2 separate regions of the Homo sapiens genome follow, and region 2 is linked to region 1. A link is a loop called in an ENCODE intact Hi-C map of the cell type or tissue named here. Cell type or tissue: Caco-2. All regions are shown on one strand. Each heading gives the region's core, and the rest is flanking DNA. Links, peaks and the distances in the headings are about the cores only. Region 1 overlaps MAML2 (mastermind like transcriptional coactivator 2). Region 2 overlaps MAML2 (mastermind like transcriptional coactivator 2).

Region 1 (2,926 bases), core at 125-2,624:
GTCAAAACAGTCCCCTTTCTGGGGAGTAAGAACTGGAGACCTGACAATTTCCATGTGGTAGATGCCTCATGGTAAGGGTTCTTAATGCATTTTCAAATTTCCTAGTATGTGTTCCTAAATGTATCATATGGATATTGATTAATATGGCTCCCTGTACTTTCTGTAGTCACTACCTTGGTTCACCCAACAAGCACTTAACAAATATGTTCCTGACAGACATGCAAAGAATGTATATGACTGAAAATAATACTAGGTGCTAAAGCCACTGAGAGGTCTGACTTTCTGATAGTTTGTAGCATTTTGCAAGCAATACAGGAAGAAAGAATAATAATAGCTATGACTTATAGAGTGTTTAAGACATGACAGGTACAGTTGTGGTCACTTTACATGCATTGTTTCATTTCATCTCATAGTCTAGTTTCTAAACGGAATCCTTGAAGACATACAATGCCACAATGCTCACTTCTGCCTAATTGTGAGCCAGGCCCTTCAGAACTGGACAAGGAAGCTGGTCAAGTTGGGTCAGAGAGTAGTTTAAGCCATCTCTGGAGACAGGGAGGCATAAAACTGATAGACAATTAAATCCAGGTAAAGTTTGCCCTTTTTCTGCTCTTTGCCTATCTCCCTGGTTCTCCTGATGCCTCCTGAATGGTTGCTTGTTAACGCAAATTAATTTTAACTGGTGGGCTTTCAGGCATTTGAGGAGATGGGAAAGTGGAGGCAGAAGACCCTGCATAGAAAACTGTTGAATGAAGTCCTTGATGTGAACCTCTATTTAGTTGCACATCACACTAAATAACACACTAGTTGAGGGCATGAGATCTAGAATCAGACTGCCTGAGCTCAGATGCCATGCTAGGGGTGTGACCTTGAGGCAGCTTCTGCATGCCTCAAATTTATTGTCTATAAAATGTGTAGAATAATACACATTAGTATTATTAGTAGGTAGAATAATACATACTTCACAGAATTCTTATTAAGGATTAAATGAAAGGGTCAAACTAAAGATTAAATGTAAAGGGTTTAACAAAGTATCTGGTATTTAATAAATATTGGATATTAGTATTACTGGTATTACTAATGATCAATATATACCTCTTTTCCTTCCATAGAATGTGAGGACTAATTGAGAGAAAGGACCTTGAATATATGTTTTATCTGCCACAATTCTTACCACATTGTAGATTCTAAATAAATATTGGACGGATGGATGGTTGGATAGATGGATGGATGAATTAATTTTAAGTTTCTATAGATAAAGGCACTACAGAAGACCTCCTTGTTTTCAGATCTCTTCCAGAAAGTCATGCCTCACAGATTATCCAAAGGAAATGACACTAAACCAACATGCAACAGCCAGCAGGGGGATTTCTTAGGCTCAGCTAGACATTTAGACTCCTAAGACTATCACACATCACATTTGACATCAGTCTGCCCAGAAGAATATAGGATCAGAACTATAGCTTGCCAGTAGGCCAGCATCAGGTATTCTTCTGCAATTAGAGCCATGGAAGCTCGGGTGCCAAATGATGAGATCCACACTGGGCAGGTGAAGGAATTGCCTTTACTTAAGAGCCTTATTTCCCATAGGAGTCAGTAACTCTTGTAACAACTCCATAGACATAGTTTGCAAGGTCCTCTCCAGAGACATGCTAGTTACAAGAACTGCTGCATTCAGGGAAGTCCAAAGCATAGCCAGCAGGTATTTGCAGTTCATTTATAGTTCCTCCCAGTCCAGATGCACTCTACCAATGAGGGGTCATTTTTACCATATGCAATGTTGCCTAGTAACATAGTTGACACATACCATCTTTATCTGTTTCCAGGGAAACCAAGTTAAGAAGTTAACCAAAGGTCAGATTCTCATGCAAAAAGGAAAAGAGTTTTTGTTAACTCTTTGCCTGCACCATCCAAATAGTTATTTACTACATAGCCTGAAAAACCCATCCAATGTCCCTGTGAAGGATTCATTCTTACATCTCATATATGCCACAAATATGTCCCAGAGTGGAATAATACAGGCATGGCCATATTTGCCAGTCGGTGTCCTCCCTTCAACAACCAAGAGTCAAGCCCAGTGATCTTTCACCCTATGCCTGCCCTTCACATCAGCCCCTACCGACAGTCCCATTCTTCAGAACTCAAGTGTAGTTGACTCTCTCACACATACACTCACTTGTATAAATACCCAGGGATGTCAGTTTCCTTAGATCTGTATGATCTTAATAGATTATTAAATAGGTCCAGGAGCCACACCGGTAAGGATCTTTTGAGTTTTACCCTTCCTTACTGGGTTGTTTTGAGGGTAAAATGGAATAAAATGAGATCAGAGAGGTAAAAAGTTGAAAGGACCATGGTAAAAATCTATGGTAGCTTTACTGTTCGGAAAGAACGTGAGTGAATTCCAACACGGTTGGATGGGGTTTGATCTACTTAAGTGAGTAGCTCAGAGAAGTCGTGACTTCCCTGATTTAAATTATTAATGATAATAAACATCTTTAAGTAATTAGGGAAATTTTTGACCAGTGAGAACCACTAAACTCCCAAGTCATTCCACATTAATGAGGTGTTAGAGATTTCAATTAGCACACACTTGAATTAGTAAAAGGATTAAGTACTCCATTTATTCTTCTGCCTGGATGATAATAGTAGTTTCTGTTTATTAAATTCTTACTGTATACCAGGGACTGTGCAAAATGCTTTACTTACAGCCTCTTGATTAGTCACCAAGTATTATTGGCCTTACTTCTTAGCAAAAACCAAAGCTCAGAGAGATTACAACACTTGCCCACGGTCGCTCAGCTATACATAGTGGAGCCAAGAGTTTAGTCAGGTTTAGTGTTAGTCCAAATCCTATGTCCTGTGTTCAGTGATATCTTCATGGAGATGCTTTATAAACTATGCATTATTTCTATTAAGCCAATCT
Region 2 (2,926 bases), core at 230-2,729, 220 kb before region 1:
CAGGAGATCGAGACCATCCTGGCTAACACGTGAAACCCCGTCTCTACTAAAAATACAAAAAAATTAGCAGGGCGTGGTAGCGGGCTCCTGTGGTCCCAGCTAGCAGAAAGGCTCACGCAGGAAAATGGCGTGAACCCGCGAGGCGGAGCTTGCAGTGAGCCAAGATGGCGCCGCTGCACTCCAGCCTGAGCTACAGAGCGAGACTCCTTCTAAAAAAAAAAAAAAAAAAAAAAAAGGAAAAGGAAAAAGAAAAAGAAACAAGAAAAAGAACTAGGAATAAATGAAAATACCAAGAGAGACTGCAACTAAGAAAGGAGACAGGATAACAGGATGATACTATCTTATAATGAATGGGAATTACATGTTGTAAAAATGTAAAAATAAGGATTTGACCCCTGCAACAATCCAAAGAGTTTAGTAAATGAAAAGTTTTAAATCTCCATTTGATATATGAAAAATGAAGGCCTGGGAAAGGCAAGCATCTTGCCTTATATCACAAATTTGATATGGAGGCTGGCTATCTCCTTACTTGTTATATACCAGGCATCCTACAAATTGTCTTATTTAAATCTCAATAATTTAGGGAGTATCACCCCCATTTTGCAGATGAGAAAACTGAGTCCCACAGTCATAAAATAGCTTGCCCTAAGTCACATAACTACTACATAGACTAAACTGGACTCTAACTTAGGTCCCTTATTCATATTTCCGATGATGTTTGCTTTCTTTTTTCTTTTTAGCACTATGGAGAATAACTTGCAATAGAAAGAAAAAATATGAATAAGATAAACAAGGATAAGGATGAAAGCTACAAAAGAAGAAAAAAAGTTCCAAAATTAACAACCATTTGTTTAAACATATGACAGTAAATTACTTCATTTGCATGAAATTACTATTTTGGGGTAGCCTAATTTTTCCCAGGTCAAATATTGGTGAAGCCCAGTAAATTGTGTTCCTTTTAATCTAATTTGAACTTTAAAAAAAAATACGTTTCAAGAGATAAACTTTTTTTCCAAAAGTCATTTACAACTTTTATGGGGAAATAAGAAAGGCTGTGCAAGACAGACAAGATTATTGCCTTGATTTATAAACAGTACAGAATTCAGATTGTTTTCAATTGCTGTCAGAAGCAGTACCTTACTTTCAATGCAACTTGATGCCAGTTCTGATTGTGACTGTCCTCTTGTTTCCATGGTAACAAACTTTAATGTGATCAGCATTACGTAGGAACTTTTTGCATTGAAACAGGCAAGAAAAAAAAATTCTGATTCTCTGTGCCTGAAACACATATAGTAGGGGCTGAATAAATGTTTATGGAATGAAAAAGTAAAATAGAAATAGTCTCAGCCTTACAACTGCGTGCTAAACAGATGTGGTGCTAAAATTTGCATATGTAAACCTCTTCATGGGACAGAATAACCTTAAGTAAAACAGAAAGGTGTAGGGTGGTTTTTGCTTCACTTTAGACCCAGATTGTAGCACAAAGAGCACTAAGTCGAAGGCTTAAATAGCTTAATTGTACAGCAAGTTAGAAGTTAAAGGGTCAGAGTAATGTTAAGTAAATGAAACTGTTTTGGAGAAAACCTGTAATGCTGCATTCCAGGTCTCCAAAGGCACAGTGCCATTTTTGTGTGTGTTAAATCATTTTAAGGCCAAATACTGGTGTTTGCTGACTTCCAGAACTTCCTTATGTTTCCAGCCTTTGCAAAACAACATAGCCAAGTATATAGTATCTAAATCTGGTGGGCTGCTTCTGAGATTTTCTTGGAAGGTATTTAAATATATGTTGGTTTTTGTTTGTTTGTTTCCCACTCATAATATGTCCTGTTTTCTAAAAACTTTTTAGGTTCAGGCAGTTGACCATTTATGTGAAAAATGTCTGAAAAATTTGACCCTGATAAGGTGGATGCCTCTTGTGAGATCACAGAAGCCCTTAACCTGGAAGAGGCGTGTAAACCAAGAGGTTTCAATATATGTAACAATTGAAATTTAAGCATATTTAAATGTTATCTACTCAAATATTTATTGAGTCCTACTATATGCCAGGCACTGTAGTAGGCACATGTTGAGCAAACAAAAATTCCTGTTCTCATGGGGCTTACATTCTAGCAGAGAAAACACAACACAACACAAGTACAATGCATAGGATGTTGGATGGTGGCACGTGTTGTGGTATAAAATAAGTCAGAGAAAGGAGTCAGTTTTAAATAGGAAGGTTATAGAAGCCTCACTGAGAAGGTGGCATTTGAGCAAGGACCTGAAGGAGGTGTAGGATAGTACCAAGCAGACATCAGGGGAAAGAGCATTCTTAGGCAGGCTGAAGAAAAAGTGCAAACATTCTGAGACAGGAGTATCCCTGGAATGCTCTAGGAATAACAAGGTGGCCCATATGGTCAGAGCAGTAAGCGAAGGAGAGAGAAATGGGAATTGATATCAAAGAAGTAATGCGGTCTTGGAGGCAGGTTGCATACGGCCTTGTAGACCACTGAAAAGATTTCAGCTTTTGTTCTGAATTAGATGGGAAGTGTATTAGTCTGTTTTCATGCTGCTAATAAAGACATACCTGAGGCTGGGTAATTTATAAAGAGGTTTATTTGACTCACAGTTGAGCAGGGCTGAGGAGGCCTCAGGGAACTTACAATCATGGTGGGAGGGGAAGCAAACACATCTTTCTTCACATGGTGGCAGCAAGGAGAAGTGCAGAGCAAAGTGGGGGAAAAGCCCCTTATAAAACCACCAGATCTCATGAGAACTTGCTCACTATCATGAGAACAGCATGGAGGTAACTGCTCCCATGATTCAATTACTTCCCACTGGGTCCCTCCTATGACAAGTGAGGATTATGGGAACTACAATTCAAGATGAGATTTGGGTGGGGCCAAGCCAAACTATATCATTCCAGTCCTGGCCCCTCCCAAATCTCATG

The links. Hi-C counts contacts between places; a loop is a spot of excess contacts. Peaks named below come from ENCODE experiments on the same cell type or tissue, not always from the same donor. Only the 100,000 strongest peaks of a DNase experiment are listed, where the experiment ranks them.
Region 2: it touches region 1 in a loop (4-fold over the local background); 2 of 110 quality-filtered maps call a loop at or near these places.

Annotation. Positions count from the first base shown.
Region 1 is chr11:96,049,464-96,052,389 of GRCh38, reverse strand. The region is part of intron 2 of MAML2 (mastermind like transcriptional coactivator 2); the gene reads left to right. Among named protein-coding and RNA genes, the nearest start is that of MTMR2, 130 kb to the right of the region's middle. In Caco-2, for the core only: a CTCF peak has its summit at 1,377 (motif pointing right); DNase peaks (open chromatin) are centred at 1,380, 1,719 and 2,079.
Region 2 is chr11:96,271,387-96,274,312 of GRCh38, reverse strand. All of the region lies in intron 1 of MAML2 (mastermind like transcriptional coactivator 2), which reads left to right. Among named protein-coding and RNA genes, the nearest start is that of MIR1260B, 69 kb to the left of the region's middle. In Caco-2, for the core only: no CTCF peak of the experiment used is centred there; a DNase peak (open chromatin) is centred at 1,606; H3K4me3 peaks cover 167 bases.